2 separate regions of the Mus musculus genome follow, and region 2 is linked to region 1. Evidence: chromatin loops called from intact Hi-C (ENCODE). Cell type or tissue: left cerebral cortex. All regions are shown on one strand. Each heading gives the region's core, and the rest is flanking DNA. Links, peaks and the distances in the headings are about the cores only.

Region 1 (12,050 bases), core at 2,624-10,623:
GCATAGTGAGCCATTGCCCTATATCCAAAGCTTTTATATAAGACCTTTCACTCTGGGTATCATCATGATGCGTGCCTATAATCCCAGCACTTGGGAGGCAGAGGCCGCAAGTTCTCAGTCAGGCTCACCCACAGTGATAAACTTTGTCTCAAAAAAGAAAAGAAAAAGAAAAGAAAAGAAAAGAAAAGAAAAGAAAAGAAAAGAAAAGAAAAGAAAAGAAAAGAAAAAGAAAACAAGAAAAATTTCACAGGCATGGAGTTACTAGAACGGGAAGTAACATGGAGGAGCCACAACTCTGAGCTGAGTGTGGTGTTAGCCAACCATGGGACTGAACCTCCTTCAACATGGGGTCTGTCTGTTCTGCTGGGTGCGGCAGCTCCCCTAACTCATCATTACTGTCACTCCTTTGAAGTGACATCTGCACCCTCAGCTCTAACCAGCTCTCTTCTAGCCACCAAGTCTGCAATGCCTAACACCCTCCTCTCCTGGTGGAGTGCCATGAGCCCCCCAACAGTGACTCCCCCAACACCCATGATGCTGCAGGAAACTTCCTTTCGACCCGTTTCAAGGTGTAAAATGGCACAGCTCTGCCACATAATCCATGCTCTGCAGTCACTGAAGATCCAAGATACATAGTGACAGGAACATGTATGTAGCACGTACCCTCCAAAATAGAGCTGCAGTATACACTGTGATGACGTGTGTGTGTGTGTGTGTGTGTGTGTGTGTGTGTGTGTACAGGTCATAGGGTGCGATGATCAGACAGGGTTTCAGAGTCCAGAAGACCCCCAAAAGGTTATGATCTCAAGAGAGTTAAACTATGGGGAGCTGATTTTTAAAAATTATATTTAGAATCTGGAGAGATGGCTCAAGCTTAACAACTCAAATTTGGTTCACAACACCCAGGTCAGATAGTTCACAACCACCTCAAACACCTCTCCTCCCAGTCCTTCTGGCCTCAAGAGCATTTGCACACATGTGTGCATACTTCATACATGCATACACTCATGCATTTAATTAAAATAGTAAAAAAAAGAAAAAATAAAGGGGGGGCTGGAGAGATAGCTCAGCAGTTAAGAGCACTGACTACTCTTCCGAAGGTCCTGAGTTCAAATTCCAGCAACCACATGGTGGCTCACAATCATCTGTAATGAGATCTGACACCCTTTTCTGGTGTGTCTGAAGACAGCTACAGTGTACTTAGCTATAACAATAAATAAATCTTTTTAAAAAGTAGTAAAAAATAAATAAATTTAAATGATTAAAAAAATAAGCCAAGCTGAGAGTAGTGGCAATGTCTTTAATCCCATTACTCAGAAGGCAGAGGTAGGTAGATTTCTGTGAGTTCCAGGCCAGCCAAGGGCTACACAGTGAGGCCCTGTCTCAAAAAATAAATAAATAAAATTAAGATGAAGTACCTCTCCCATGAAGAAGGTACAACATGTGGTGACTAGTTCTAATTATCAACTTGACACAACCTAGGTCCCCTGAGAAGAGAGTCTGAAACATTGTCTAGATTAGGTTGGCCTGATGAAATATCTATGGAGAATTGTCTTGAATGTCAATTGATGTGGGAATTAACACATAACGACCCAGCCCACTGTGGGCGGGTACCATCCCCTAGGCAGAGGATCCCTGAACTGTAGAGGAGGGGCAGGGCTGAACACTAGCAAACAAACATGCTTGCATTCTCTCTGCTTGGAACTATGGATCTGATTAGTTGCTTCAAGTTCTTATGGCCTGGGCTTCCCTACAATGATACTGTAACCTGGAAGTGTAAGGTAAATAAATTCTTTTTTCCCTAAGTTGCTTTTTGAGGATACTTTATCCCACCAACAGAGATACAACTAAAACACAAGAATTTAGACAATGTATAGAAACTACTTGGGTTTTGTTTGGTTTTTTTTGAGATGGCGTCTTGTTGTCCAACTCAACTCAGGGTCCCTTCAAACTTGACCACAGGTACACACTACCATATCAAGACATGCATACAACCAGACTATTTGCATACTTCAAACTGTTAGCAGTGACCATCTCTCTCTCTCTGTGCCAGCCTGTGATGTGGGGTGTGGCATGCACAGAATTGAACCTGAACACAGGGCCTTGAATGATTGATTAATAGTGACTGTCAACAGGGTCTTGAACCACCAAGGACATAAATGTCTGGGCATTTCTGAGGCAGTTTCTAGATTGGATTAGCTGATGTAGAAGACCCGTCCTACCCATGTATCTTGCCATGGCCTCGGGTTCCAGACTGAAGAAAAAGGAGAAAATCAAGCTGACACCCTGCAACCCTCTCTCTGCATCCTGACTGCAGATGGACTGTCACCAGCTGCCTCATGTGCCTGCCGACATTTCCTCACCAAGACGGACTGTGGCTGGCACTGTGAGTCAATAAGACTTCCCTTGCATGGCTTTTGTCAAAGCAATGAGAAATATAATTTACACAGGCCACATGCATGCTAGGCAGGCCTCTGCCACTGGGTGACAGGACCAGTCTTAGGACTGTGATTTTTGTTTTGTTACTAAATACTTTCCATCAGTAACCAATCAAACAAAAAACTTGGGTCATCTTTGATTCACTTCTTTCTTTATCAGCTTTGGGGACCCATTAGCAATCCTTGTGAGTTTCCCAGGTGCACCTAGGGCATTTTCCAGGCCTCCTATACTCATAGAACATCCCAGAGTTCCTGCTCCTGAGACCGGTGATCCGGTGATCCGCAGGCTTCCCACAGCTACAGGGCCACCTCCTAACCTCTGGTTCCTGTCAGTCAAGCCTGAGGCTGAGAGGCTCAGGGCACCACTCAGCTCAGCAATCTCAGAGTTCTCTCCCGGTCACTTCCGGCCTTCCCACCTCCCTGACTCCATAGAGAAGTCCCCACTGTATTGGGGGACACGCCCTCTTTCTGTGCTTTGTCCCTTTCTCTGGCACTTGTCACATTCTGTCCCGACATGAATTATATCCCCACCACAGATTTGACCTCTGGCCCTCAAATTAAATAGATCGACACAGACATTCTGCAGAAGGCTCTGGAATGAACGACTATTTTTAAGCGAGATGTGAACTGTCTCGGAAACCTCACCATTCCCCCAGGACAGTAAGTCTCTTGAACAGCTAGCTACCAGACAGACGGAAGAGCCTCGTGATGGTTTTCTGAGAAGGCCTGTCAGGGCCTGTAGCCAAACCCTACCTTTAACATTGTTATCAGGCAGAGTGACAGCAGCTCATTTCCTATAGCTGAGCTCCGGAGCTACCGCCCAAGGCATAATTATAAGGTTCTGTACCTTAGTCATAGCAGGAGGGACCTGGGAAATACCTTCGGGAATGTAGCTGGGCTCCCAAGCCTCCCTAGCATGTTTATAAAGCAGAGCTTCACAACCAAGAGTCACCATGCGCCTTGCGTCTTATGCAAGAAAAAAAAAATACCTCAAACACTTGGGGGGCCAGTCTCTTTATTTCACTCAGCCATTCATGATTAGGCTGTAAACACACTAAGTATGGATTTATCTAAGCAAATGCAATTCGCTAGATGTATTAGGCTCAGGGTAGAAGATCTTAGTCTAGGGGAAAGAACTTGGATGGGTGGGTTGCGTGGGTCTTTCCCTACCTGGCTAGCCACAGGAAGCAACCTGGGAAAGAGCTCCCTGCGGCCCAAATCTCTGCCCTGGCATCACCCTGAATCGTGCGTCCTGGTGCAGGAACACCTACTCCACTTCGCAGGAGGGAGAAAAAAACTAAACCCATTGTTTGTGACCAGACATAAGGACTTCACCCGGCCGAGTACCGCTTCCGCGCCGGTAATCGGATTCCTGGAGGGCGGCCGGGGAGGGGCCCGGCCACCCATCTGTTGTTCACACTGACCCGCAGGCGCACAGGAAGCCTGTTCTCCTGAGACCCGGCAGGCGAACCTCGCCGCGCCCTGACCTGGCCCGGGAGAACCCCAGCATCTGAAGCTGCCCTGCCGGAGGTGATGTGAAGCCGTGGGAAGCCCTAGAGGGGAGTCCGGGCTTTCAGGGACCAAAAGAGAGTGTCCCACGACGGGACTCACGGCGCCTAGTCCTTACCATCTCCTTGCGCAACAGCGCCAGCGCGGCGTCCAGGTTGGGGGGCTTGGTCCGCATCCCGGCCGCCCGCGCCCCGCCGCCGCCCGCGCCCCCTCGGTTCAGCTCGTCCTGGATGCGCGACTTCTGAGCGTACAGCCGCTCCAGGTGCCGCCAGCCACCCGCCGCGCCTCCCGCCGCCGAGTGCAGCAGCCCGCTCAGGCTTTTGGGTAGCGGTGGCAGCCCGTCCACGCGCAGCCCCCGGGCCATGCCGGCGGACCCGGTTCCGCTCATCTCGTTGGGGCGCCGACACACGCGCGCGCAGCTTAGCCTAGGTCCCTGGAACCCGACGGGTCCCCACCCACTTCCCGCCCGCCCGAGTTCCGCCCGCTGCCCGGCCCTTTGGTCTCCGCCCCTCTCGGGACCCGCCCCTCTCCTCGGCTCTGTGCTGCTGCAGTGAGGCGACGCCCTGCAGGGCCCCCTGGCCTCCATCTCGACCTCCACTCATCTGCGCTCCGGACTAGCCCTCGGGGACACCTTAAGTCTTAGCTCTGTGAACCCTACGTGCAAGTCCCCTCCCTTTTTCGCCACACCACCAGCGGGTCTCCACCTCACTGTGTCCCACCTCCAGTCCTGTGCACCCCACCTCCAGCTGGTCACCTCCGCTATTCTCTCAGCCTCACCTCCAGCCTCAGGCCCATCCTACCAGCCATTCTGCACCCCTGGCCCCAGCGGTCTTCCGTCCTCCACTCCAGATGGGCTCTTACTCCCTTCCCTGTCCACGCTTCTGGCTGGATGATTTTGGTCTCTCTGGCTTCACTCTGACCAGCCACTGAAACCACTTTTATCTACCAAGGGGTCCAGTCCCCGCACCGACCCCACCCCGTGCTGCCTGCGCCCTAGCGTGGGCGTGATGATCGCAGGTGCTGGCAGCAGCCAGAACCGCACACAGTACTCATTCACGAGGCCTAGCTTGCCTCCTCTGTGAGCGTCAAGGTTTTCCCCGAACTTCAGCAGCCAAGGAGAGCGCCAGCCACACTTTGCTCACTCTTTTAAAGAAACGAACCAACTTGTCTTTCAGCCCTATCTAAAACAGGGAATAAGGACTCTGCCCCACCTGGTGGAAAGAGAAAACCGTCTCCTGCAAGTAGTGACTCAAACGCTCCATTCATGACATGTGCACACACGCGCGTGTGCACACACTAAAATAAGTAGGTGGAATTTTTTTAAGTGAAATCTCAGGGAGTTAGAGAAAGACGTTGAATCTCGGGACTTCACCAACTTCAGCAAAACTGAGTAAAAGTACACCCTGAAGAGAAGAGAGATGGATCAGGGAGAGAATTCGCCCTTCCAGGAAGACTCAAACCTTAGCAAAAGGTAACCGGCTCAGATTCAAGATGAGGAAACAGAAGTCTGGCCAATAGCAGAGAAACCTAGAGTCAATATCAAGAACTTCGATGCCAATGGCTACTCAGTCTAACTATAAAGGGACTGAATGACTCTGAATTAATCCAGCAGGAACATGTTTCAGGTAGTTCAGATACCTTCTATAAATGTGCCCTCTTGCTTTGGGGGCTTTCTTCTGCTGTGCGTGGAACCCACCCCGAAAATCAATCTGAGAAGTTAGTGTTGAATCCAGCCAGACAGTGAGATCCGAGGGGCACCCAGGAGACCACCTACCTACCTGCCCAGTATTTTCCCAGTAATCCAGTGTCTCACCTTCAGTAATTATCCAGCCACCTTCCCAAACCCTAGGCCATCCTTCATCATCTACCTGTTAAGCAATTGGGGAGTCTGAGATTGTCTGTGTGGGAGGAAGGGAAGAAGGGAGGGGAGGGGAGGAAACAGACCTGCCTTTCACAACCTGGCCTGAATTCTCTTTATCACCTGCCACCTTACCACAGCCTCTCTAGAAGACCTAGCAGAAAGGTCAAGTAAGCTGACGGAGCAACAGGAAGCATTTGAATACATCGGCACTGAAGTCACCTTAAAGTCTCTCCTTGTCAGGGAGACAGAAGCTGAAGGAAAGAGTATGGGACCAGCTAAAAACAGTCTGGGGCCCTTGGTGTGTGTGTGTATACATATATATATTCAGCAAATAACACCCTGAGATGGATAGAAATCTCCACAGAATTTATTCAGTTCTGATAAGGATTACATGAATCAACAGACACAATTATGCAACAGTTGACCAAATATTTTGACACCCATGGGGAGTGTCAGTGTTGCTTGCCTGCTTTGTTTATTTATTATATACATAGCCATGTCAGGGACTAAATACTGCTTTTATCTGCTGGAAAGCTCAGCCCTCCACCACTGAGCTATGCCATCAAGCTGTGTGTGTGTGTGTGTGTGTGTGTGTGTGTGCATACCAGTGACAGTTGTCTTCTGCTGTATTTTATTTTGTTATTTTATTTTTGTGTATGTGCACATGCAGGGGTCAGAGGACAGCTTTTAGGCAAGCCACTGTGTGGATCCCAGGGGTCAAAATAAGGTCATCTGAGACAAGAGCTCTCAGTACACCTGGAGCTTAGCAATCAGCTGGACTGACTGGCCAGCAAGCTCCAGGGGTCCTTCTGTCTCTGTCTCCCCACTGCTGGTTTCTGGGTGCTGGAGAATTCAAACTCAGGTTCCCAAGCTCATGTGGCAAGCACTTTACTGACTGGGCCTTCTTCCAGGTCTCCTCCTAGGGCCTGTTTTTAATGTTCATGCTTATCACAGGGAAAAGGTATTCAGACAACTTCAGAGAACCCTGGACTAGGCGGTTTTTGCTTTCATCTGATACAGGCCTCCTCGGTCTGCTAGAGCTACTCTAACCAAATAAGTCAGGCTTGGTTATTTATTAACATCCAAATTTACACTCCTGGTTCTGAGGCTGGGAATTCCAAGATCAAGGCATTTGAAGAGCCCATGCCTCACACAGTGTCACACAGAGGGCCTTCTGTGTGTCCCCAGAGGGTGGAGGGGCGCTCCCTGGAGCCTCTTTCATGAGGACACTAATTCCATTCATGAGGTCCCACCCTCAGAGCTCGGTCACTCTCACCAGTCAGTCTATGTTGCCCAAGCACCAGAGCCATCTGCTCCGGAGACCATCAGAGTATCCATTCTCCTCTCCGAGCAGCAAGAGCACTTGTCCCTCCCCCACACGCTCCAGGTCACAGAACCTTAAGCCCTCGAGCAGTCTGACAAGACACTGTTTGCTGTCTCTTCGCCCCCTCACTCTCCAAACACCGACAGCTCACAGTTATTTGCTGGGGAGGCGGGGTGTAAGAGAGACTCCAGCTGTATTTGACAGGTTCTGAGCTGGCTTCTTCCTGTACCTCGCTGGGAACTGGCTGCTTTCAAAGCTTAAACCTGTTATGCTTGGTTCCATGCTTCCCACTTCTGAACAAGAGTGAGCTTTAATCCAGGTGGAGTCCAGCCCCTTTCCAGGGACACTATACAAAAGGACAGCAACCCGATGAAGGCCGTGAACTCACATGGCATTGGCACTCTCCCATTTTGATTTTCAACATTTTCCTTTGCCTTGTTAAGTGCTAACCAGGCAAAGCGATTTGAAACCCTTTGAGTGGGCAAAGCAATTTAAACCCTTTGTTTCATTCTGTTTTATTTGAGACATTGTAACCAAGCCCACCTAGAACTCACTATAGCTCAGGATAGCCTTGAACAGCCCCCTTGATAGCGCTGGCAAGACACTATCACACCCTGCACTTTGCCTATTTTATCTTATTTGACTTTTTTGAAACAAGGTGTCACAGTGCAGCCCTGGCTGTCCTGGAACTCGCTCTGTAGATCAGGCTGGCCTCAAACTCAGCTCTTGACTGCCTCTGCCTCCTGAGAGCTGGGATTGAGGTGTGTACCTCCACTGCTTTGATTTGTAACCTGTTTTCACACCTGTCCTCTCTTGAATTCTTGCTCTCTGAATCAATGACTTACTCATCTACGGTGACAGTAAGGGACGGCAACACTGGCTGTGTGCGTCCATGGTGGTGTGCGTCTGCATCTCATTCCCTTGTCACAGTGTTCCTTAGGGTCTGTAAAATGATTCCCACCTGTACTTGATGAACCACATTGAGAGAGCAGGTATTTGGGGCCATGGCACTTCCAAATTCATCGGTCGAAATGATCAACAGGACCAGGTCAAGGACGGAACCATGTGCCAGGACCTCTGCTCCACTGTGGCAGCAATCTGTCAACTCTTACTCTTACAGTATTGACTCTCACTCGACTGTGACAACAAGGGCTAAAGAAAAGTTCTAAAAAACTGTACCATCCGAAGTGATGGTGACTAACCAGGAGACACAGCTGAGCCCTGAGATGTGACTGGTCCCAGCAGGGATGCGCTGTCCATAACACACTGGTCAGCAAATAAGGGGCATAAGATACCTCACACCTTTTGATGTTAGTGGCATATTCAAAAAATGTTTGGCTATTCTCAAAATATATTTTCATCTCATCTGCTTTTTCCCATTTTTAATTGTTTATTTTTAATTTATTTACATTCCAAATGATGTCCTCCTTCTCCCTCTCCCCTCTCCAAACGCCCCATCCCACCCCCTCCCCTTTACCTCTAAGGGGGTGCTCCCTCACCCACCCCCTCCTCACTGCTCTAGCATGCCGCTGTGCTGCAGCACTGAGCCTCCACAGGACCAAGGGCCTCCCTCCCACTGATGCCAGATAAGACAGTTCTCTGCTACATATGTATCACGTATGGACCCACCCATGTATACTCAACTGCTTTGTTTTTTTAATGGGTTCAGTCTCTATTAGGGAGGGCTGGTAAGTCATGAAGGATCCACTTAGGAGCCAAAGCTGTGAATGGGAGGAGGGGAGCAAACTGCATTTAGAGAAGTGAGAATTACCCTTGGACTCCTGCGCCTATTTAGCTTCTACTTTTAAAATCCTGGATGCTCCAGGGGGCACAGCACTCCTGTAGGTGTCTCTGTCTGCCTCCCCTCTTGTGACTCTTGCAGGTCCCTAGCCCTCTGGACACAAGAAGGCTGAGGCTGGGGCAACTGAATTCCAGTTTAGAGGCAGCTTTGGTTGTAGACGTGGTCAGCCACCTCAGTGAAGTTGGAGATGATGTTGTATTGGATAAACTTTAAATAAAAAAATAAAATAAAATCCTGAATGCATTGAGTTGAGAGTCCCATACAAAATCAAAGTTATTCAGTTGACACAAGGCCAGCCTTTGAAAAGTCCCCTTACTGCCTCACTCACTGTATTTAAAAGTGCTTTAGACGAGTGGCAACCCCTGTTCAGATAACAGTTTTGCAGAAACTGAAAGTTTGGTGTTCCCCAGCAGGCTTCACCCACAGTTTCAATCAGGTTATGGGGGGAAACTCCCCAGACAGAAAGCAGAGCGAGGAGGGAAGTTCCCATCCACACTGGAGGCACACTGACGCTTCCAGCATTCATCTGCCGAGAATTCGCACATGGAGCAAATTGGGCTGTGAATAGAACTGGAAGACTGGGCAGAATTTATTCAGACACAGTAATCAGAGCCTCATGTGGCAAAGCAGAGGTTCCCTGTGCAGTTCCACAGATTAGCCAGACTGGACTCTGCTGTCAATCCCCATCCACAACAAAGACCTGCGTGACTCAGCAAACAGGTCTCCATCTTTTTCCTTCTCCCTAAAATCCAGTTAACCAGTGACCTGGCTAGTTTTATGTCAACTTGATACTCGGCTGGAGTCATCAAAGAGGAGGAAACTTCAACTGAAAAAATGCCTCAGAGCTGGAGAGATAGCTCAGCAGTTAAGAGCACTGGGCTGCTCTTTCAAAGGATCCCTGGGTCAATTCCCAGCACCCACACAGCAGCTCACAGCTGTCTATAACTCCAGTTCCAGGGGATCTAATGCCCACCCCTGCACCAGTGCATCAAATAAAGTAATATAAATTGACACAGAGAGAGGGGGAGGGGGAGGGGAGGGGAGAAGGAGAGAGAGGAGGGGGGAGGGGGAGGGAGGGGGAGGGGAGGGAAGAAGGAGAGAGAGGAGGGGGAGGGGGAGGGAGGGGAAAGGGAGGGGAGAGGGAAAGGGAGAGAGAGGAGGGAGAGGAGGGGGAGGGAGAGAGGGAGGGGGAGGGAGAGAAGGGGAAGGGGGAGGGGGAGGGGGAGAGAATGCACCAATAAGACCAGGCTGCAGGCAAACCTGTGAGGCATTTTCTTAACTAGTAATCAATGGGGGAAGGCCCAGCCCATTGTGGGTGGTGCCATCCCTGGGCTGGTGGTCCTGGGTTCTTTATAAGAACCCAGCTTCAGGCTGAGCAAGCCATGAAGAACAATCCAGTCAGCAGCACTCCTCTGTGACCTCTGTGACATCAGCTCCTGCCTCTAGGGTCCTGCCCTGCTTGAGTTCCTGTCCCGACCTCTTTGATGATGAACTGTGAGTGAAATAAAGCTCGCTATTTATAAACACACAAGTTAAACGTACATAATTGGTCCTTGGATAGAAATAAGGGCAAATGTGTCCTGGTCCCCTAGAGACAAAGGAAAGGTGTTGAATGTCAGCCAGGGGAGCTCCGGGGTAGAGACAACCACGTCACCCACAGATTCCATACTTACAGGTTCTGCGTTTGTGAATTCACCTGCTTGCTGGTATTTAAGACCTAACAGTAGCCACATGCAGTGGCTTTCATCTGTGGACATGGATAGAGTGCTGGCCATTTTGAGTTTTCTGTTGCTCCTGTTCCCAGCCGAGCTCCTTTCCAGTGTTTTCAGTCCCACATTTTCTGACTTTCGGGCTTTTTTGGTTGGTCCTTTTGCTGTTATTGTGTTCCCCAAGTGAAGGAGTCATCGTCTGACGCTCCTGAGAGCCAGAACGCCGAGAGGATCCTTACAGAGAAGGTGCACGCTGGAGATGTTCCTTCTTGGGCTGAGTTGACCAAGCACTTGCCTCGTTTGCACAAAGCCCTGGGTTCAATTCCCATCGCAGCACAACCTGCACAGTGCTTCATGGTTGAGCATTCAGTGCTTCATGATTCCAGCATTCAGGAGGCGGGAGCAGGAGGGCCGGGAGTCCGAGATCTTCCCCAGCTACACAGAGAGTTCAGTCAGCTGGGGCTACTTAAGACTGCCTCAGAGCACAAGTTTTGGACTGGAGAGATGGCTCAGGGGTTAAGAGACCTTAACTGTTCTTCCAGAAGACCTGAGATCAACTTCTAGCTTCCAGGTGGCAGCTGACAGCTATCTGTAACCCCAGTTGCTACAAGATCTGCTGCCCTCGTGTGGCCTCCTTGGGCACTGTATCCCCATGGTGCACAAACAGACACGCAAACCAAAACACTCAAACTCATAAAATAAAAATGAATAAGCTGAGAGGAAAGGAGGGAGGGGAAAGTATGGTCGGGATGTAAGGCAAATTAATTATTCAATTAATAAAATAACAAATGAATCTTTTAAAAAACATGATCCTAAAAAAAATTAAGCTAGCAGTAAGTATTAAATAAGATATGTTTAGGGGCTGGAGAGATGGCTCAGAGGTGAAGAGCACTGACTGCTCTTCCGAAGGTCCTGAGTTAAATTCCCAGCAACCACACGGTGGCTCACAATCATCTGTAATGAGATCTGACACCCTCTTATGGTGTGTCTAAAGACAGCTACAGTGAACTCACATACAATAGTAAATGAATCTTAAAAACAAAAAAAATATGTTTATACACATATTCAAAACAATGCTGTTACTGGAGTCTAATAGGAGGGAGTCTGGCCAAGGGATTATTCCCTAGTGCAACGGTCCTATATTCATGAATTCAGTGTTCACAGCAACTTTAGGGAATACGACCGTCAGAGATGGCAGGGACAGAGACACAGCTCCACACTGTCACCTGCAGTAGCCTGAGACATTCCCTTAATTCTTTTCAGAACCTCAGCTCCAATAAGACCAGACCCTTGCCTTCAATACTGTAAAGAATTTCAAACAAGTCATACCATGCAGAGTTGAGGATTTACTGAAAGAGATTGTAACGCAGATGTTCAGAACAAGGGTTAAGAGAAGGGAAGGCACTCC
Region 2 (12,050 bases), core at 1,806-9,805, 73 kb after region 1:
GAGGAGGGAAGAGGAGGAAGGAGGGGAGGAGGGAAGAAGAAGGAAGAACAAGAGAGGGAAGGAGGAAAGAAGAGAGGGGAGGGGAGGAGGGAAGAGGAGGAGGGAGGGGAGGAAGGAGCAGAAAGGAAGCAAAGGATGAAGGGAAGAAGGCAGGAGAAGCTACAGGGAAAAGCTTTGCAGGTGGCAGAGGGCAGGGCTGCCAGGGCCCCAGGGCAGGAAGAGACTTCTGTTCTGAGGTCAGGGAGAGCAGGGAGGACAAGTGGAGGATGGAGGTCAGGGAGAGCAGGGAGGACAAGCGGAGGACGGTGGGAACTGGGTTCTGGGAGCTGACAGTGACCCACAGTCAAGGTCATTGATGTTCCAGCAACTTGGCTAGTCTAGAGCTTACAAAGAATGGCCAGAACTGGGCTCCTGTCCTAGGCACCATCTTCCCCAAGATGCCCAGGGCTGTTTCAGAAGGGAAGGCAAGCAGTGCTGTGTGTGGGAGCCATGTCGCTGACCTCAGGCCATCCTGAGGGTCGCTCCCATTCTAGTTGCCCCTGGGTAAGGTTTGGAAGTTCCACCTGCCCAGGAGTAAATGAGACACAGTTGCAAGGGGCAGATGCCTGGCATGGGGTGGGGGTGGGCGGGTGGGGATGGGGGTGGGGGTGGGGGCAAGGTGGGAGCTGTGGCTGGGGAAGGTAGTCCTGGGAACTGGGGGCTCCAAGGCAAGAAACTTGTGAGTGTAGGTCTGAATTTTAGGGGAGGAATAAGCGGGTGGCAAAAGTCTCCTTCAGCCCAAAGAGGGAGAGATAGACTGAGTCACTGACACAGACTCACCTTAGCCCCAAAGAGAATAATAAGTTAATTCTGAATGAAGAAGAGACCCGCAGAACAAGTTTATAGAACAAGTTTATAGAACAAGTCTTGCCGTTTTCCCCTTCTAAATCAGGCTGGAGTGGTCTGTGTCTCCGTCTAGACCCCCTTGAGCCTGAGCAGAGCCGGGAGGTGTTCAGGTTCTCCTGTTTGGCTTTAGAGAGCTCAGAGCATGCCCGATTCAGTTCCTGGGTCCATGGGTTGGCTATCCAGCCCTCTGAGGTCATACCTGGTGCCATGGTCTAGTCCCCTGACCTTGCAAAGCAGGGCTCCAACCATCAAGGTTCCAACCGCCTGTGCACTTTATTCCTCTCCTGTATCAGTGACACACCTGATATTTCTGTCACACCTGAGATGATCAACTTATACAAGATGAAAGATTTGTGGGGGGGTGTCATCTGTGATTGGCCTGTTGCTTTGAACCTGTGGCAAGCATATCACGGTAGAACCCAGCCCCGCACCGAAGGGGAAAGAGAAAAGAGCCAGGGTCTTACTATCTCCTTCATGTGCACACCACCAAGGTGACCATTCGTCCCCACCTCTTAAAGGCTTTACCATCTCCCTGTAGTACCATCCTGGGGAGCAAGCACAGGGGTGTAGCTGATTGTATTCTGGTGCTAATTGTTTCCCCCCAAAACTGTTTGCAGAAGTGGGTCTGCGCCTATCTTCTGGGAACCCACCCCCAGTTAATTCTGATTGGTAAATAAAGACACCAGCAGCCAGTAGCTGTAGAGGAGAGACAGAGGCACGATTTAGGGTTCCCAGGCTTGGGACAAAGAGGAAGAGGAGAGAGGAGACAACATGTCTTAGAAGTGTGTGCAGGAGAGGAGAAGAGAGAGCGGCCATGGAAGGGTAAGAAAGTGCAGGAGGGAGAGGCAGAGCCGCCATGTAAAGGGGCCAAGAGAACACGGCCCACAGGGCTGCTCAACTGGGTCAAGAGCAGCCAAGATGGAACGTGGAAATTGGTAAGTAGTGACCCTGAGTTATTGTTGGGAGAGAGATTCTGACAGCATGGTCGTTAGGTAACTGCCCAGCTGAAATATAAAGGCTGAGTGTGTGTCTTTCATCCAGGAACATAAATGGTCTAAGGCAGGCAGGAACCCACACCATTGAGGGTCATTAAACTCGAGCCATAGCACCTCCGTTCCCAGCTCAAGTGTGAGTCACGGGCTGACTCTCACTTGGTTTCCTGCTGTCTGCCATCTGAGCCCACACAGGTGACCATACAACATGTAACATGCGCGGTACGGACCGTGCTGAGGTCACTTGGTGTGCCACATGACTTGGGAGCCAACCCCTGCTCTTGGTGGGCAGACGGAAAAGAGGACTTCCTTCCTTGTGCCACAGGTCCCAAGGGTTTGCATGGGTCGGGGTAGCCCGGGGTCTGCAGGAGGGTTCTGTGTGCTGACCAGAATGATCCCCTTCACAGTGCCACCTGTACCCCTGCTGCAGCTGGAGAAGTGCTGCACCCGCAACAACAGCGTCACCCTGGCCTGGAGGACTCCGCCATTCACCCACAGCCCTGCCGAAGGCTACATCCTGGAGCTGGATGATGGCGATGGAGGGCAGTTCCGGGTGAGCTAGCTGCTGCCAGTCAAGGGCAGTTTCCAGGGAGGCCTGTGCTGTCTGAGAACCCTGTAGGACAGGCCTGTGAGGCCGCTGCCCTAAGACAAGCACCTTGACTACAAAGACAAAGAGAGTCTGCCAGCCTGGGCCCTCGGGAGAGAGCACTTCCTGGGGAGATAGCAGTGGTGGTGGCCACAGCCTCAGGGAGAAGTGTATGTCAGAGAATTCCAGAAGGATCCACACAGGTGTGGGCTGACAACTCAGAGAAAGCACTGCCTACACGTGCACTCTTTGCACAGGCTAGCCCGTACCACACCAGCTTCCCACACAATTCTTTGCTGAGCTTTCTTTTCTTTTTTCTTTTTTGTAAAGATTTATTTATTATGTATACAGCGTTCTGCCTGCATGTATGCCTGCAGGCCAGAAGAGGGCACCAGATATCACTATAGATGGTTAGGAGCTGCCATGTGGTTGCAGGGAATTGAACTCGGGACCTCTGTAAGAGCAACCAGTGCTCTCAACCGCTGAGCCATCTCTCCATCCCCGGGCTTTCTTTTTTTTAATCTGCCTTTCTGACTATGACATCAGGGTTTGGGCAGGTTCCTACCTTGGCAGCATGTTTCTGCAGTGGAAGGTGGTCTCTTTCAAAACATGGCAAACTTCTGGTTCATGAAGACGCATGAAAAGGGACACTAGACAGGTGTGGTGGCTCCTGCCTGGAATCTGAGCTCTGAGAGGCTAAGGCAGGAGAATTGAGGGTCTGAGGCCAGCCTGGGCTGCAGAGTAACATCTTGTTAAAACAAATCCGCACATATTGAGGCTTAGTAGGACAGACCGTCCAGAAGTGAATGTGGAATGAAGTAAGACCCTAGAAAGTGAAAATAAAGATCTGGTGCAAGGAAGCTCACCATCTTAGAGAACCAGAAGCCAGCAGAGGCAGGGTCACAGAGAAGAAGATGCTGATCTCAGGGGCAGGAAGCTTTGTAGGCATCCCCTTGGCTTCTGGCAGTCTGATAGTGGAGGCAGAGAGCAGTCTGATGGTGGAGGCAGAGAACACTGATAGTGGAGGTAGAGAGCAGTCTGATGGTGGAGGCAGAGAGCAGTCTGATGGTGGAGGCAGAGAACACTGATAGTGGAGGCAGAGAGCAGTCTGATGGTGGAGGCAGAGAGCACTGATAGTGGAGGCAGAGAGCAGTCTGATGGTGGAGGCAGAGAGCACTGATAGTGGAGGCAGAGAGCAGTCTGATGGTGGAGGCAGAGTGCTTTTGGGGACCATCCTAGGATAGTTTCACCCCTGCAGCCCTGTCTTGCTGGTGCCCTGAGACAGAGGGGCTAGCAATTTGAGAGGCCCCATGAAGGTAAACAGCACAGGTTGGAACTTCTCTCATCTGGTACTCCAGTTGGTGTGAGGGGAACTTCTGGAAGCTCTGTGGCCGAGTGAGTGTCCTTGCTCTTTCAGGAGGTGTATGTTGGCAAGGAGACCCTGTGCACCATTGACGGGCTGCACTTTAATAGCACCTACAATGCCAGAGTCAAAGCCTTCAACTCCTCTGGTGTTGGGCCCTACAGCAAGACTGTGGTCCTGCAGACCTCCGACGGTGAGCAACCCTCAGCCGTGCATTCTGCCTCTCTGCCCATATCCTGGGGGTGGGGGCAGGGCAGGAGCAGGAAGAAGCCAGTGTCCTCATTCTATGGGGCTTAAGAGTTTGACCTTGGCCACATCTTGTCTCCTCTTTGTGTTTCAATCTCCTACCTACAGGGTGGGCCATGGATAGACACTTCCTCTGTCACCTCTAACAGTACCTGGGCCATTTGAGGAGATGGTAGGAGTCAGAGCTCCAGGGAATAGACCTGGCTGTGGGGCCAATCGGCCTGCACGTCTGTGCTCCCTAGCAAGGCTGGATCTGTGGAAGAAAACTTGGGCAACACAGAGACACAGAGCAGGGAAGGGGGGGGGGTGGATTCTATTGCTGTGACAAAGACTATGACCAAAATCAACCTGGGGAGGAGAGGATATATTTCATCTTACAACTGTAGAAGTCAGGGCAGGAACTGAAACAGAGGCCATGGAGGGCTGCTGCTTGCTGGCTTGCTCAGCCTGCTTTCTAATATAACTCAGAACCACCTGCCTAGGAGTGGCACCACCCACAGTGGACTGGGCCCTCCCCTGTCAATCTTGAGTCAGGACAATACTCCCATAGACTTATTTATTTATCATATGTAAGTACACTGTAGCTGTCTTCAGACACCCCAGAAGAGGGCATCAGATCTCATTATGGATGGTTGTGAGCCACCACGTGGTTGCTGGGACTTGAACTCAGGACCTTTGGTAGAGCAGTCAGTGCTCTTAACCACGGAGCCATCTCTCCAGCCCCTGGGCAAATCTTATAGAGGCATTTTCTGAATCTAGGTTCCCTCTTCCCAGATAATCTAGATTTCTGTCAAGTTGACAAAAGCCAATCAGCACAGAGTGTGACTGTGTATATGTGAGTGTGTGTGTGTATCCCACATAGACCACTGGCGGCAATGAATCGACTCTGTTAGAAGCAACTAAGTCTATCAGTCACCTTGGCTGTACAGAAAAAATGTGTGTTGTGTTGGGGGAAAGATGGGGGGATAAGAGGGGCAGGAAACAGAGATTCTTGTGCCTGCTCTACCTGCCTTCTTCCTTTCCAGTGGCCTGGTTCACCTTTGACCCCAACTCTGGCCATCGGGACATCATCTTATCCAATGACAACCAGACGGCTACTTGCAGCAGCTATGATGACCGGGTGGTGCTAGGCACAGCTGCCTTCTCCAAAGGCGTGCACTACTGGGAGCTGCACGTGGACCGCTATGACAACCACCCGGACCCAGCCTTCGGAGTGGCCAGGGCCAGCGTGGTCAAAGATATGATGCTAGGCAAGGATGACAAGGCCTGGGCCATGTACGTGGACAACAACCGCAGCTGGTTCATGCACTGTAACTCCCATACCAACAGGTGCGTGCTCCCTGAACCCCCACTTAGCCCGCAGATTCAGGGGCGGGGACAAGGTTCTCTGATTGTCCCAGGTGTTGGGGGAGGAGCTGTCTTTTAAAAAGTTTTCTTTCTTCCTCTCTTTCTTTCTCTCTTTCTGTCTTTCTTTCTTTCTTTCTTTCTTTCTTTCTTTCTCTCTCTCTCTCTCTTTCTCTCTCTCTCTCTCTCTCTCTCTCTCTCTCTCTCTCTTTCTTTCTTTCTTTCTTTCTCTCTTTCTTACTTTCTTTAATGCATATGAGTACACTGTAGCTGTACAGATGGGTGAGCCATCATATGGTTGCTGGGAACTGAATTCAGGACCTCTGCTCCTCCGGTCGGTTAGCCGGAGGAGCCATTTTTTATGCACTTTGTTCTGTAGTTCCAGGGGTTTTGGAGAAAGACTAGGTGAAGTGTGAACCATTTGCCTGTGTCACAACTGAAAGTACTTGATGGTGTGGGGGAGAGGAGGCAGTTCTGGCTCAGTGGCTCTCTGTCCCCCAGCTGGCCTCACAGTAGTGCCTTTCCACTGAGAGCTTTAATTTGCGGTTTTCTTACTGGTCTTGCTCCAGTTCTTTCTGCAACCCTCTTGCTAAGCCTGAGTCACTGCGCAACACTAATGGGATACTTGTTTCCCGCAGAGGGAGGAGGAGTCATTGCCACGGCTACTGCTTTGCCTGGAATGACCCTGGCGCTGCCGCAGGGAAAGCATAAAGAAGCCAATCCCAAGGAGCTGACCTCCCTGGGCTCCTGGCAGGGTAGGGCTGCCACCAGGGCTCCTGGGTTCTCGCTGCTCTTCCAAGCAGCTCTGACTGCTCTCTTCACAACGAGTAACCCAGCTTCTCTCCCAGGAAAACCAAGTCTAGTTTGGCCAGGAACTTGCCTGAGGACCCTCAGATCCCCCTACCTGATCACTATCTTTTCACTGGTAATGTCCTCTGCTCCAAAGGATTGTGGGAGGGGCAGCAGCTAGACTCTCAAGCTGGGCCGTGGAACTTAGCAGGCACTGCAGGTTAACCAAGTAAATTCGTCTGGCCCGGTACTGCAGAATAAGCGATGAGGCCGACCAGGTGATATAGGTTTACCAGGTGACCTCCCTCCACCTCTAACCCACAAAGAGGCCAAGACCACCCTGGCCTACCAGTTCCATGCCTGTGTGCTTGAGCAAGCCCAGTACCTAGACATTCTGATGGTGGCAGTAATGAACTCAAGCATGCATTGGGTGCTTTTGCGGGGCAAAAGCTTTCTCAGAAGCCAGACCCTGCTCCCAGACCTGACCTTGATCGTAGGGGGTGAGTTCATGGAAAACTGGCAGGTCAGACTTGTTACTACTGCCATCTGGTGGCCATAATTAGAATCGCACTGACTGCCCAGTCTGTTGGACGCTTCTCCACCAGACCCTAAGGCACCTCCAGGACACCTGCTCTTCCCACCAGGTCCTTGTAAAGAGTTCATGTCAGGGTCTCTTCTCACTTCTGCCCCTGGCTCAATCCTAACCGAGGACTCAGTTTCCTCCCAGGGCTGAACAAGGTCATGTCAAGGGAACCCTTAGTTAATGAAGGGCATGTCTGCTGAAGGGCACAGAGGGTTCTAGGAAAAGTCTTCCAGGTCTATTACTTAAAGTTCCTCCCAGCTCAAAGGCATGTAGGTCTCAGATGCTGTGGATAAGAAGGGGCTGAGTAGCTTTGGTCCCTTAGAGCTGTGTTCTCTTGTGGCTGGCACATACATACACACACACACACACACACACACACACACTTGGTGGCTAGGTTTGAATGAAGCTGTCCTGAGTTACTGTCACATCATGACCTAGGTGTGATGATAGGTTTTCCTGGTTTATCTTCCCAGGACTGAAGGCGGTGTGTGCAAGGGGGCCACTGTGGGTGTGCTGCTGGACCTAAACAAACACACTCTGACCTTCTTCATCAATGGGCAACAGCAGGGCCCCACAGCCTTCAGCCACGTGGATGGGGTCTTCATGCCTGCCCTCAGCCTCAACCGAAACGTGCAGGTACCTTAGAGACACAGGTGGCTCGCCCAGTCCCGCCCACTTCTCTGCTTCCTGAACAATGAGTACTGTAATGAGAACGGACCACCTCGCTCATCAGATAGGCAGTCTTCTGCTAAGGACTGTACATACGACCTTTTGGAGCAAACAAGCTCCATGGGGCTCCAGGAAGGAGCAGGGGCTCAGTGCCCCAGGGGATTGGATGGTACAGGAGCTCCTAACACAAGCTAGATGGGGGCATCCTTTGCTTCTAACAGACTCCCTCTGTCCCTGGATCTATTAAGGGACCTGCCATGTGTCTATTGCCCTGCAAGTGTTTCCACAACAGTCCGGTGTTGGTTACGTAAAGGGGCGATTTGAGGGTCACAGTGAGAGCTGGAAGAGACAGCAGCAGGCTCAGAGACTCGGCTGCGAGAAGCAGAGCCTCTTTGCCGCAGGGCTCTGCGGCTCATGCCAGTGAACCCATCTGCTCGTTACTGTAGCTCCGGTTATGAGGCAGAAAGCACAAAGTGGCATGGGCCTTAGCCATATGGGGGAGACAGATGAGTAATAAAATCCATAGCATGAGTTCTCCGGCACGTGGTCGCGGTGCTACGTCAGGTGTTCTGTGCTATGGACAGCCTCTCCTGCCCCTCTTTCCGCTCCTCTATCTCCTCTGTCTCCTGCCTTCCTCCTGTGTTAGGGCTGGGACCCAGGGTCTTGTACGTAGTGTGCAAGTACTCTGCCACCCAACCAACTCCTGCTGGTTTCATCTTTTCCAGGTCACCCTGCACACAGGACTGGAGGTGCCAACAAACCTGGGACGGCCAAAGCTGTCAGGCAACTAGCCTGGTGGCTCCCGCTGCCTAGCTGGCCGTGATGGAGGGCTTCACGGAGGACCAGGGCATAACAGAAAGTCCTGGGTGCCAGCAGCCAGCGGACATCTGAAGACGCTTTTCTGGGGGAACTGAGAATGAATCACATGCGAGCCCCACGACCATACTGTGGCCGCCTATATCAGGAGTGGCCTTTCACCTCAATGCCACAGGGCTATGGTCCCCCCCAGGGTGCCCTCAAGATGGACACCTTTTGTTTCCGGCTTATATTTTCTGACATCTGTTTAAAAACTTTGATTTCCTCTTAAGTTTTTGTTTTTTGTTTTCCTGGAGGGAGAGGAGAAGGCAGACTCTGAGACTGGTATCCCAGGATGGATCAGCCCCGTGATGTTACTCCATGCCTGCCTGTAACCCATTGCTAGGACTCTGTTCCTTTATGGAGTCCCAGGCTGACAGTTTGTCACCTCTGCGGGAAGAAACGGACCTTGAGCCTCTGGGATATGCAGTTTTCAATACACTGCAAACTAATTTGAAAGGGACATTAGTCATTAATGAACTGCTAGGACCCTTCAGAAAGGCTTCCTTAGGGTCTGTATCATTACCCATGTGCTGTTGACCTCTCTCTCTCTCTCTCTCTCTCACACACACACACACACACACTCTCACACACATGTGTGTGTATGTGTAACAATCTGTTATATTTTATTCACTCAGTTCTTAGTTATGAGTAGAAACACTGGAATCCAAGACAGTGACACGTCTTTGCACAGTGGTGGCTTTTTCTAGAACCTGCTTCCACAGAAATTGCTGGACATATATCTGCACCGCCTTCCTGGGCTGGGCCTTGATCACAGAGGCGGCAGACCCTGGGAAGACAGACTGTGCATCTCAGTAAGCTCTTACGGCTTCACCCGGTGCCCTCTTTGAAGCATCATGAACACAAGGAGCGACCCTGGTGGCGACAGGGGTGGCTCTGTCACGATGAGACAGATGAGACCCCAGAGAAAGGCTGAAACTAGATGGCGACACCCTACAACTTCTCTTTTCACATGAGCCAGGGTTCCCTGGGATGCAGCCGAGTCTTCCTTCTTCCGAGGAGCACTACCCTTGCTGGGGAGTTCCACACGGAGTCATCCTGCCTTCCGGCCCTGTGTGCTCACTTCCTGTCTCTCTCCTGCAGCCACCAGCTCTGCCTGGTAGCAACCTTGCTCAATCCCTTGCAAAGAAATCATCTCATCATCTCATCGGGCGTTACGTTCTACACAGAGAAATGACTTGCCTGTCAGCGGGGCTGTTTTTATCAGACATACCTGCACGCCGACCCCAACTGTGCTTCCTTGCCGATTCTGTGCTCAGGCCCTGCACCAGTTCCCAAGTACCCACTACTGGGCTGCACAGACCCGCCAGTCCTACCTCAGAATTCTTTCTCTTGGTCCTTGTTTCCTCAAACACTCCAACATCACCAGGAGCCCTTCAGCACTGTCCAGCCTCCGCACTGGGCCCTGGGGCCATATTCATTGCATAGGCATAGCCTTGGCCTCTCTGGACTCTCTTCCTGCTAAGTGGCTCACAGCTCCATCTCGAGCCCTCGGGGCAGCCGCAGGACCCCGGCCGCTGCCGCTGCCATCCTCAGTTGCTCTGCAGCTTCCGTTGTCCCTTTCCTACAGTCTAGCCACAGCCACAGCCACAGCTCTGAAAAGGAGGCACAGGTACTTCAAAGGGAAGAACATGGAGGAACCTCTGCCTTCCTGGCCCAGGAAGTTGTGGTCAGGGGTGGTCCAGGGATTTGGGTGTCTTGTGGAAGAGAAACCAGAAACCCTGGAGTAAGAACAGGGCAGAAAGGCTGGCCACAGAGAATCTTTACAGTCTCAAAGCCTGGGCCAATCACCTTCCTGGGAAGCAGGAGTCACTTGAGCCAATCTGCACCTGTGGGTGGCTTTGGGGAGATGAGAAAGTGACCACAATCCCAGGTGACTTTTTCTTCTTCCTTCCTTCCTTCCTTCCTTCCTTCCTTCCTTCCTTCCTTCCTTCCTTCCTTCCTTCCTTTCTTTTCTTTTTTTTTTTTCTTTTTTGGTGCTGGAGAACCCAAGCCTTGGCCTTGCACTGAGCCTCCAACTCTTCAGGAGGCCACTTTCCTCCTCCTCCCCCTCCTCCTCTTGTTCCTCTTTCACCTCCTCTTCCTCCTCCTCTTCCTCTTCTTCCTCCTCCTCCCCTCTTCTCTCCTCCTTTCTTTGTCTTCCTTCTCCTCTTCCCCCTCCTCTTCTCTTCCTCTTCCTCCTCTTTCCCCTCCTCTTCTCTTCTTCCTCCTCCTCTCCTCCTCTTCTACCTCTTCCTCTTCTTTCTCCTTCTCCTTCTCTTCCTCTTCTTCCTCCTCCTCCTCTTTTTTCTTCTTGTTTTGTTTGAGACATGGTCTCACACTGTAGCCCAGGCTGGCCTGGAATTCACTATACAGCTCAGGCTAGCCTTGAACTCACAGCAATCCTCCTGCCTCAGCCTCCTGAGTACTGGGATTACAGAGGTGAGCACCACATCCAACTCAGATGACCTCTTTAAGGAGGTTCCCTGGGGTTGAACACAGCAGAGCCAGCTCCCCGCCCCCCACAGGAGTATGAGTGGGCGGGGCTAGCTGTCTCCCTTTGCTCACTGGAGCCCAGAAGCAATATGCTGGTGCCAGGGACAGCCCAGGCAGCCCTGCACAGCCACCTCTCCCCTGCCTTCTGCACAGGGCGCCTTTCAGGGACAAGAACGCATGGAGGAGAGTAGGGTAAGACGGGGTCTCATGATTCGGGTTTGAGGCAACTGGAAAAGTGGCAAGGCCCTGGGATCATGGGGTTCTATCCCATGGAGTCCTTAGCAGCTGGCACTGAGGTTCCGCTGCTGTATATGAGTGATACCAGCATAAGGCCTTCCTTTGTGAGCCACTGAGAAGGACCTCGGGGTAAGTCTGTCAAATGTCCGCGAGAAGGAAATTCAGCTCCTGAGCCTGTTCTCTGGGTGAGTCAATGAACGTCAATTCCTTTTGAATGAGTGTCCTTGATAAGTACCCACTGGCACCCACTCTACACACAGCACCTCTTCCCTCTCAGCAGGACAGCAGTGCCCACAGAGCAGGTTTTTCCTTCTCTGTCCTGTCTGGGAACACAGCCCCAGTTTTAGGAGACAGGCACCAACCTTGGCAGTCTCACACCGTGTGTGGTCCAGGCTGTACCTTCAGATCTTTATGTGGTTCCAAAATGTCCTTAGCTGCCCTGTGGCCTGAAGGAATCCAGAGCCAGGGAGCAATATGCTGATAGCAGGGTGGGCCCTGAAACATGGACAAGCTCTGTGAGAGAAGGGGTAGGGGTGACCACTTTACTGAGCCCTGTCTTCTGTGAAAGGTACCCTAACCCCTCTCAGGTCAGTGACCATGGGCACGTACCTTCCCAGGGGCATCATGTCAGCCTTCATTCTTTGAGTGAAAGGCTTGCCCCTTGAGTCTGAGACATGATTCAGTGCTGCTGCCCGGGTTTGCCTTTCATCCTGTGGCCTGTTGCAGAGGTGAAGGGGGTGGATAAAACCATTTGGGGGTCCTAAGAACACATCACAGGACTGTGGGGGTGAACCCAGGGCTCTGTTTCTCTCCCAATTTTGGGGGTGGGACCTGGGTGCTGGAGAGCATTAAGCACCCCTGGTCTCTACTCTCCAGATGCCAATAGCACCCCCAGTTAGTGTGACACCCCCAATACCTAAGGGCACCCAGATGCCCCCTGGGGCTGGCCTGGATCTGGATTCGTTGGATGTTGACATTCATAGCGTTGGTGGGTACCTCTTCCTG

What was found. Hi-C counts contacts between places; a loop is a spot of excess contacts. Peaks named below come from ENCODE experiments on the same cell type or tissue, not always from the same donor. Only the 100,000 strongest peaks of a DNase experiment are listed, where the experiment ranks them.
Region 2: it touches region 1 in a loop (2.1-fold over the local background); 6 of 42 quality-filtered maps call a loop at or near these places.

Annotation. Positions count from the first base shown.
Region 1 is chr8:124,747,475-124,759,524 of GRCm38, forward strand. It overlaps Fam89a (family with sequence similarity 89, member A), which reads right to left and starts at 4,392. Exons shown (of 2, transcript NM_001081120.2): 1 at 4,066-4,392. The coding sequence starts at 4,335. In left cerebral cortex, for the core only: no CTCF peak of the experiment used is centred there; DNase peaks (open chromatin) are centred at 7,066 and 9,440; H3K4me3 peaks cover 819 bases.
Region 2 is chr8:124,820,838-124,832,887 of GRCm38, forward strand. Trim67 (tripartite motif-containing 67) reads left to right here. Exons shown (of 10, transcript NM_198632.2): 6 at 2,285-2,430; 7 at 3,881-4,019; 8 at 5,098-5,401; 9 at 7,262-7,424; 10 at 8,183-12,050. The coding sequence ends at 8,248. Among named protein-coding and RNA genes, the nearest start is that of Trim67, 34 kb to the left of the region's middle. In left cerebral cortex, for the core only: CTCF peaks have their summits at 2,849 (motif pointing right) and 6,764 (motif pointing left); DNase peaks (open chromatin) are centred at 6,014, 6,750 and 7,927.